Linked DNA regions of Homo sapiens: region 1 is linked to region 2. A link is an interaction called in ENCODE POLR2A ChIA-PET data of the cell type or tissue named here. Cell type or tissue: MCF 10A. All regions are shown on one strand. Links, peaks and the distances in the headings refer to the core of each region. The heading gives the core; the rest is flanking DNA.

Region 1 (4,405 bases), core at 240-4,239, 1.1 Mb after region 2:
TTGGGATTATAGGTGTGAGCCACTGTGCCCAGCCTAAATTTTCCATGTTATTTCTAAACCAGAATTAATTAAATCACAGTCTGTTAGGGCTGAAGTCATAGATTTCAGAAATCATTTAATTCAATATCCTCATTTATTTATTTTAAAATTATATAATTAAAAATTATAAAATACATGTTTGTGGTAAAACTTCAAACACTATAAAATACATACAATAATATGGACAAAATACTTTTCTCCCTGAAATTAATTTCTGTTAACAGTTTGATGTGAATGCTTCAAGAGATTGTTATGTGCATAGATATACACAAAATTTTATATACAGACAGATAAACATATATAACTATATAAATAGATTATTAAAATATGTCTATATTTACATATTTATATACAGTTCTGAAATATTGTCATCCAAAATCCTTTTCCTTTCAATATTTTAAATATGGCTTATTTAACTACTGCATAAAGCTACCTTATATGAATGTATCACTATATGATGATGTGTCAATCATAGCCCTTAGTTGGCTTGCAATGTTTAGCTATTAAAAGCAATACTGTAGCAAGTAATCCTTGTATGAAACTGTTTTTTTTAATAGACTAGATGTATAGAGGTAGAACACTAGGTGAAAGGTCATGCACAGTCTACATTTTGACAGCTACTGCAAAATTGACCCTTAAAAGATTGAACCAATGTAACATAATAGGGCATGAACATGGCTGTTTCTCCTGCTTTTTTTCATCAATTCTTTTTAATTTTCACAAGTATTTTTAACTTTGCCAATATGATAGGATCAAAATGATATCTCATTGTAGTTTTAGTTTGTATTTTTCTGAGTTATAATGAGACTGAAATTTTTTTATGTATTTTGGCTATTTAATTTTTAGTTAGGAATTGCTTTTTCAAATTGTTAACCTGTTTTCCATTTATTTTTAATTTTTTTAATGATTTGCTTGGGCTTTTTCTTTATTATGAATATTGATCTTCAGTTATAAATGTTACAGATTTTTTTTCTTTTTCCATTTTTTAAAAGTTTACATGTTTTGCCTTTATTTAGTTATTATTTCATCAAAGAGAAGTGGTAAAATGTTATAGAGTTAAGTCTTTTGGGGTTTTCAATTTTAGCTTCCATGTTTTCTCTTTTTCTTAGGCAAGTCTTCTTTACCCTAAGGCTGTAAAATATATTCTTTATATTTTCTCAATATTTTAACTTCTTTCTTCATTTGAAATTCGAGACCATTTGAGATTTATTTTTCTGTATGGGTTGGCATTAAGTCTGAATTATTCTTTTTCTAACCAGTTATTTAATTTTACCTGTATTTGTCTTTTCTGATTCTGCTGCTATGAATGCTGCTTTACTACCTGATCTTACATTATAGAAATCTGAAGCCCCAGAGAGATTATGTGATTTTTCTAGAGGGATGCTTTACAACTGGGGGAAGTCTGCCCTGCCAAGGAATATTTGGCAATGTATGGAGAAATGTCTGGTTGTAATTACTAGGAGAGTGCTGCTGGCATTTAGTGGTAGAAGCCAAGGATGTTGCTAAACATCCTAAAATGCACAAGACAGGCCCCCCACAAGAAATTATCTGTCCTAAAATGTCAATCGTGCTGAGGTTGAGAAATCTTGGAATCATCACAGTATATAAATACTGGTCATAAAAAAATTTACTTAATAAAGGTATTTAAACATGTTTTTAAGGTATTTAAAATTATTAGCCTTTAGTATCTGTTGATAAATCTTCCAAAAGTTGTTTGCATATAAGCTTGCCATTGTGAGTTAGTAGATGTCCATTTTCCAGGTGAGAAAAAGATGTGAGCTTTTCTCATTGTCTCAGGAGCAATGATACTTCATTTCTATGAGATGCTCCCTGTTCTTCATGACACTGAAATTTTTCATTCTCACCAACTCTAGAACAGACATTGAATCCTTTGGATAGCAACGGCATATCATAATTGTGTGTTCTTTTCAAAGCACTGGTTTTAGTCATGCCAAGTGGAAACAAATTTTCAACCATGACTTTACCTTTCATATTAAAAAAAAAAATCAGACACAGAATCATCAGAAACACCAAATTAATGGTAATGATTTCAGGTCCTACTCCAGACCCACGGAAGCAAAGATTCCAGGTTTGGGGCCTAGGACTTTGTATTTTCATGAGGTGAACCAAATGATTCTGAGGGTGAGCTGAGTTTGGGAGCCAGTGCTGTGCCACACTCACAGGCAGGCTACCTGCAGGAAGAGAAGCTCTAATCCCCATGCTACAAATTCTCCCAGCTTGGCTTCTTTCTCCAGAGAGGAATTTGGTCTCAGAAACTGAAAGATTCATGTCTGCAGTAGGATAGTGAAGAAATTAAAAATAAAAATAAGAAAGTGAAAGAAGACTAGTTTTTTTAGGGTTAAAGATTTTCCTATATTCACCACATCAAAAATGTAGTAAAATGGTGACTCATACTAACCATGACCTCTTTGAGGTTTTAAAATGTGTAAGGAGAAACTACAGGGATTGAAGACAAAACCATGCCAGTTACTCGTTTCTGTGACAGCTAATGATAGTTTATGTTGGTTCAGTTTTCTTTGATCTCAAAGTGGATTTAAATATTAATTAAGCATCGTAAAACCAGCTTGCATTTAACAAATATAGCAAAGCCTAGAGAATAGGATCACATGGATTTGGTCTGCAGAATTCCAATTGGAAAATGCTGTGAATCACCTAATGCTGCACATAGATGCATTTTGCTTCACTTTTAATCCCAAAAATTGGATATTATATTATCAAATTGCAAAACATCAGTGGCCACATATTCACTAACTTGCTAGAACTTTCAAGTAAAACTTCCTTTGCTATCTTATACAAGATAATTGAAGTTGTTTAAAATGTTTGTTTAAAAACAACTATGACTTCAACTACTTATCTGTGCAGATTCTATCATATCATATAGCCAAATAAAACAAAGCACTACTGTGTAAGTCTAGGCAGATATAACCAAAGTTCTGTTATTTGTAATACCATTTCTAATTTTGGGGATCACTGAAGTAGTGTCACCCTTATCACTGTACTTCATGATATGTGAAGGTCATAAATTTGAATTGTATATGATAAATATATACTACTGCTACTCATTTACTTTATATGTGTTGAAGCCTCTACAACATTTTTTGTTTGAAAAGATTTGCTTCTAAATATGTCCCTGGATAAGTTGGTTTCTATAATCCTTCTCTCCTCTGACATTATATCTAGATCCTTTTAAAAAATTAGAAAATATCTACTTGTATTTTCAGCCTTTGCGAATTTGAAGTAGGAAGTAGAGAAATGGCTGGGAATTATTTTAGTCCTGGAGCACTTAGAGGGGAGTCAGGCTTGTGCGGCTTCCAAATTTAGGGTTTAGGATCAGCCAGCAAGCAGCACAAAGCACCACAAACCTTTACGGAGGAAGAGGGGAACTATATGATGGGAGAACCACCCAGACACTGAAGTGGCAGGCATTGCGGTTTCCCTGGCTGGTGTGGGGCAGAAGGGCAAGGTTGTGCAACTCTGCTTTTGTCCTGCTCTGATTTTTAAAGTTATTACATCACAGGACTATGTGGTGTTGAGGCTGACAAACCCCTGGCAGATCAGATGAGTAAACTCAGACCAAGAAAAGGGAAACAACTTGCCCAAATGTTTAAGATCAGCTTCAGCATGATGGAGGCTAAGGCAAGCAAGGGGCAGAAGGAAATGAAGAGATGAGAGAGAGCAAGTCGGGTAAGAAGAGGCCCTTTCAAGCACCTCATAGCATTCAGGAGACATCCCAGCCCTTTAAAAGAAGTAAATGGTAAGTGTCTCTGTATTCAGAGATTGCCTCTCCTTAACACATTCTGGCTTTTGGATTGAGGCCTTGGGAGTCTCAGCTCCATTTCCAGAACGTATCAGCATGTTGCCTACCTTTAACTGTCGCTAATGTTGACATATATCATTCCCAAAAGCTTTCCCCCAAAGGTTCCTGACCTAGAGTGTTTATTTGATTGTCTGTGATGTCTGGCATATCTTTCCAACAGAGGAAATAGAGCCTATTCTTAATCACATTAATACATACCAAACAAAATAAATCAAAACGCACAACAAAAAAATCCAGAAACTTTATAGACAATTTAAAAAAACAATGCCCTTAAAGATATAGAAGAAAATTGTTTCCCCCTTTCCCATCCCTTCAAACCTGTAATATACCTAAGGAAAGATGGGACAATCAAGGATCAGAAAAGACTCCAGTTGTCATTGGATTTCTTTAAAACTTTTTTCCCAGGGCCACTAGAGGGCCAGGCACAAAGATGTGCAGACTTGGTTTGGGGCCTGGGAATCCCAGACGAAGCCTTAAAGCCACAGGGTCACCTAGCAGGGAGTCTCACTTACAAGATACAGTAGAGTT
Region 2 (4,405 bases), core at 294-4,293:
AAATTAAGTGCAAATAAGAAAAGCCTGAAGCGAGGGGGAAATCACAAAAATCTGGGAAAACTCTGCCCTCAGATTGCTTTATAAGTCACCTTAAATGATTGTAACGCACACATCCCTGGAAGTCGTAAAGATTACATAATGGGTATAATTTATGAAATCCAAACTAAGAATCAATGAAAATGTGATATGGTGGTTCTATATCAAAAGATTAGTGGATGAATTTACATCGAAAACTATTAATTTTTAAAAATGTAAGTGTGTATGCATCATTTTAAACCATTTTTTAGTTTAGCCAATTCTGTTGTTTAATCCACCATCTTCTGCTTTTAATCTCTGCAGAGTAGAGGGGATAGAATGGGTCAAACCAAACAGGATCTTTAGTCACCTGTGGAAAAAGACAAGGAAGAGCATCAGAGCCCACCGTGAGCAGTGCTAGTCTGAGCAATGTCCAGGGGAAAACGTTTTATCATGGCTCAAAGATGTATCTGATGGGTCCTATGACCAAGGGTACCCTCACGTAGGAAATGGACACAACAGTCCGTTAAGCTTGATGCCATTTCATTTTGAAATCAAACAGCCAATCCTCCAGATTCTGATTTCACAACTGCAGGTAAACTGCTCATGTAGGCCTACAAGAATACTGTGCGCATGCTAACATAAATGTTCTGCTCAGTGAGGATTGTAATTCCCATTGTGGATTAATAAATTGTACATTAAACCCATGTAAGCTTTGCTACACTGAGTCAACATCACTGAGCCAAATCAACTCTGGTACACTGAGACCTCAGTTTTTGAAACTGAAATACTGTAAGCCAGTCTCTAGGACACTAGTGAATTTACCAAGGTAAATGTCATAGTGTGAATACCCATATGGGCAACCTGCTAGTCCTCTTGTTTTGATGTGCCGAGTATAACTGTGCCCTTTCCATTTAGAAACATCTGCATTATTCTTTCTCTCTGTGTACCTCTCTCTCTCTCTGTTTCTATCTCTCTCTCTCTCACACACACACACACACTCCAAATAGTTTCATCTAAATACATCTTTCTTCCTTAACCTAGATCACATTTAGTTTTGCCACTCCTAGGGTTTATTTCACACTGAGCTTTGTGTTGCACTCATAGCAACACTTATACAATCCCCCGATCCCCTGCATAATCATGAGCTACTCACAGGCACATCTAGGTTTCATACATCTTTCCCATCCCTCATTCCATTGAGCACCATAGCCTAAACATGAAGATCTGAATGCAGTGAAGTCGGTCCTAGAAATAGTTTATTTTTTTCTCCTCTATGCTTATAATTCCATGAATAATGGAAATTAGGAGAAAAGGAATATGAAATACATATTCATATATCTAATTTATAAACCTGGAGATTCTGGTATTCTTATTCCACATCCTAAAGACAAATGTGTTCTTTAATACTACAATTTTCAGTTTATTTTCCTCCCAATAACACCAAAATAGCTTAATTTCTTGTTTGGAAAAACAAAAGGTTTGATTTTTCCAACAATCTCCTATATCATTTCTGCCTAAATTGTGTCAGCATAACTTTCTCTGGCTAATAATACCATTTAACTTAGCAAAGACATAAAATTACTCACACCTAACACAGTGCCCTTAAGGTAGACTTTTGCTTATTTCTGCTTGGAAGAAATGGTCCAAAGGGACACTGACCCTTTAAAATCTGTGGCTATTAAAGAGTCCCCTATTGCAAGAGAACAGAGGGTCTTGGGTCACTTTTATGGGCCTAGCACTTCAGCTATTTATTGTAATGCAATTACCATACGAACTCAACCATTACAAGATGCCAGGTCTGCTTCTTATTAGAATTTTAAAATAGCAGAGAACTTTGGAAAACCTGAATCTTTTCAGGAAAGCAAAAATTCACAGGAAGCAATAATGCCTTCATTCTCCCTTCACCCTTCTTGCTGCTGTTTCCAGGTTGCAAGTCAATTATTTTGGCAAGGAAACTCAGCAGGAAACAATTTGACCTTCTAAGAACACCACTAGAATTATGTTATCAGCAGATTTCTTTCCCAGGACACCATCTTTGGTTTGTACAAACTACATACAATAAGCAGGTCTTTTCCAGAATCTTTCTTATGCTCAAACTGCAAACTGGATTGAACTCTACACCCTGTCCCATTCAGTAAATCTTCATGGGGATATATTGCAAGGTCAACAGCCAAAACTCTTTTGGTCCATCTAAGCCACCAAACCAGCCACAGAGAAAGGAAACCGACTAACTAGATGCAAGTTAACACTGAAGAGACTTAGACTGCAAATAAAATGTTGGGAGGTATGTACATTTTTCAGCTGATGGTATAACTCAAGAAGAAATAAACAAAGACCATGACCATAAAAACTTTTCACTGGTCTATCTTCCCATTTTTATCTATTCCTTCAACGTATACATTGTGTTTTGAGTTTTTAACATTTGTTGATATGCATATGCTTAAATTTAGAAAGCTAACTGAATTCTTAACATGTAATTCTCAATTATAAATGCTATTTGGTGGGAGTTTGGGGATTCTAAGTGTCTCCCTGAGGAAATGGCTCATTCCTGGGCTGAGTCACAGAAAGAACAAGATGAGCCTGGGGCATCTTTTCCTTGTGCCAGAAAATAAGAAAATAGTCAATGAATGATGGGAAAATGTCATGAAGGGGCTACCACCATTTAAACTGTAGAAAAATTGAGCATCAAATGAAGAATGAAAGTGTCAAATGACAACTCATTAAATAAAATAGAAATCTATGATTACATGATATTAAACCTTGCTTTACAATAAAATGGCAACTAAAAAATGTAGAAAAAGTGCTGAAAATGGAGAGTCATCATTTGGCAGTCATCATAGAAGCAAAAGGATATTGGCATAATCTTGGAATACCTCCCACAAAATTATAACTAAGCACAAAAGAAAAACTGGTGGAGAAACTTGACAGATGCCAACATAACCAGGTGATGAAGGTTCATGTCATTAGTGGTGGGATGCATCAAGAGAGTGCCCCCTGAGGTGATACCCTGAGAAGGGCATTATTTCTGTCATGTTCCTGCAAGAAAACATGACCTAAGAATGGTGGCAAGAAAACATCAGACAGCTGAGAGCACCCTTTGAAATGAAAGGGCTTCATACTTTAAACCCATCAAGAACACGGAAAAAAGAAACCCCAAGGAACTTTTTCAGACTGGAGGAGGCCTGAAAATCAAATGTCCTTTATGTGCCCTGATGGGATCCTAGACCAGAGAAGAAAAGAAGGTGGGGGAGAGACAGAGAGAGAGAGAGAGAAGAGGAGAGAGAGCGAGCAAGGTGGGGGAGGTGGGAGAGAGAGTGAGCTGGGTGAGGGACATGGGTGAGAAAAGAATCCAGTGCAATAGAGAAAATGCAATAAAATGTTATCAGTTGGGGAGTCTGATGATGGGGATATAGGAGTTCTTTGTAAAACTTCTGGCAAGTTTTCTGTGAGTTTGAAATTATTTCAAAATAAATTATTCTTAGAGAGAAAAGTACTTTTGCTACTGTGACATGCTAATCACTAAATATTATTTGCAAGCATACATATGATTGACAAGGAAAGAGAAGCAACCACCATCAACATCTCCCAGCTCTAATCCCAATATGCGCTCCATTGCATTTTATATTTTCCTAGTATATAGGTCAGTGGTTCATTAGCAGTTAACCTTCAACAGGTTGAGTAACTTAAAGGTTCCATACCAAGGAAGGAATTTAGCTGAAACCAGTTAGTAAGCTCACGACCTGTGAATTTTTAGCTCTAAAAATATCGCTGCACTAGCATCCCTTGTTAAAAAAAGTAGCCCAATCTATAAATGGTTAAGAGGCTACTTCACACTCTTGTTATTTACTCCAGCAAGCTTTAGAGAGATTTCTATGCTGCAGCTAGTCTGATGCATTAAGTGCAAATTGGTGGCAGGGCCAGGACTAGAGTGAGGTGCTCAGGATGCAAAATTTAAGAAAACATTTGCTCTCAGGGTGCCCTATCCACCTCACTTCCATCCTGACCCAGACTCCCAGAGATTCTCATGCATTCAGGTATGGGCCTCAGGCATCCTTTCTGGTCATAATTACCCCAGATGATTTTGATAATCAGCCAGAGTTTGGGTCTATTTGTCCAGCCCAGTGGTTCTCAAGTGCAGTCGTAGACCAGCAGCAGTAGCATCACCTGAGAGCTTGTTAGACTTGCAAATTCTCAGCCCCATCCTAGACCTGCTGAATCCAAAACCCTGGAGAGTGGGACCAGAAATCTGTGTTAACAAGCCCTTCAGGTGACTCTGGTGCACATTAAAGTCTAAGAAACACTGATCTGGCCTAGATTTAGCATAAAAATATGCTGAAGCGCAGACAGGGTTGATCAAGGTAAGTTTGTTTGTGGTACACATAGGTAG

Evidence for each region. Peaks named below come from ENCODE experiments on the same cell type or tissue, not always from the same donor. Only the 100,000 strongest peaks of a DNase experiment are listed, where the experiment ranks them.
Region 1: POLR2A ChIA-PET joins it to region 2 with 6 read pairs; 1 of 35 experiments calls an interaction of 5 or more read pairs at or near these places.

What each region holds. Positions count from the first base shown.
Region 1 is chr10:88,792,018-88,796,422 of GRCh38, reverse strand. No RefSeq gene overlaps it. Among named protein-coding and RNA genes, the nearest start is that of LIPM, 8.5 kb to the left of the region's middle. In MCF 10A, for the core only: no CTCF peak of the experiment used is centred there; DNase peaks (open chromatin) are centred at 2,482 and 3,542.
Region 2 is chr10:89,922,039-89,926,443 of GRCh38, reverse strand. All of the region lies in intron 3 of LINC01375 (long intergenic non-protein coding RNA 1375), which reads left to right. Among named protein-coding and RNA genes, the nearest start is that of LINC01375, 33 kb to the left of the region's middle. RefSeq lists an enhancer at 4,284-4,405. In MCF 10A, for the core only: no CTCF peak of the experiment used is centred there; a DNase peak (open chromatin) is centred at 2,583.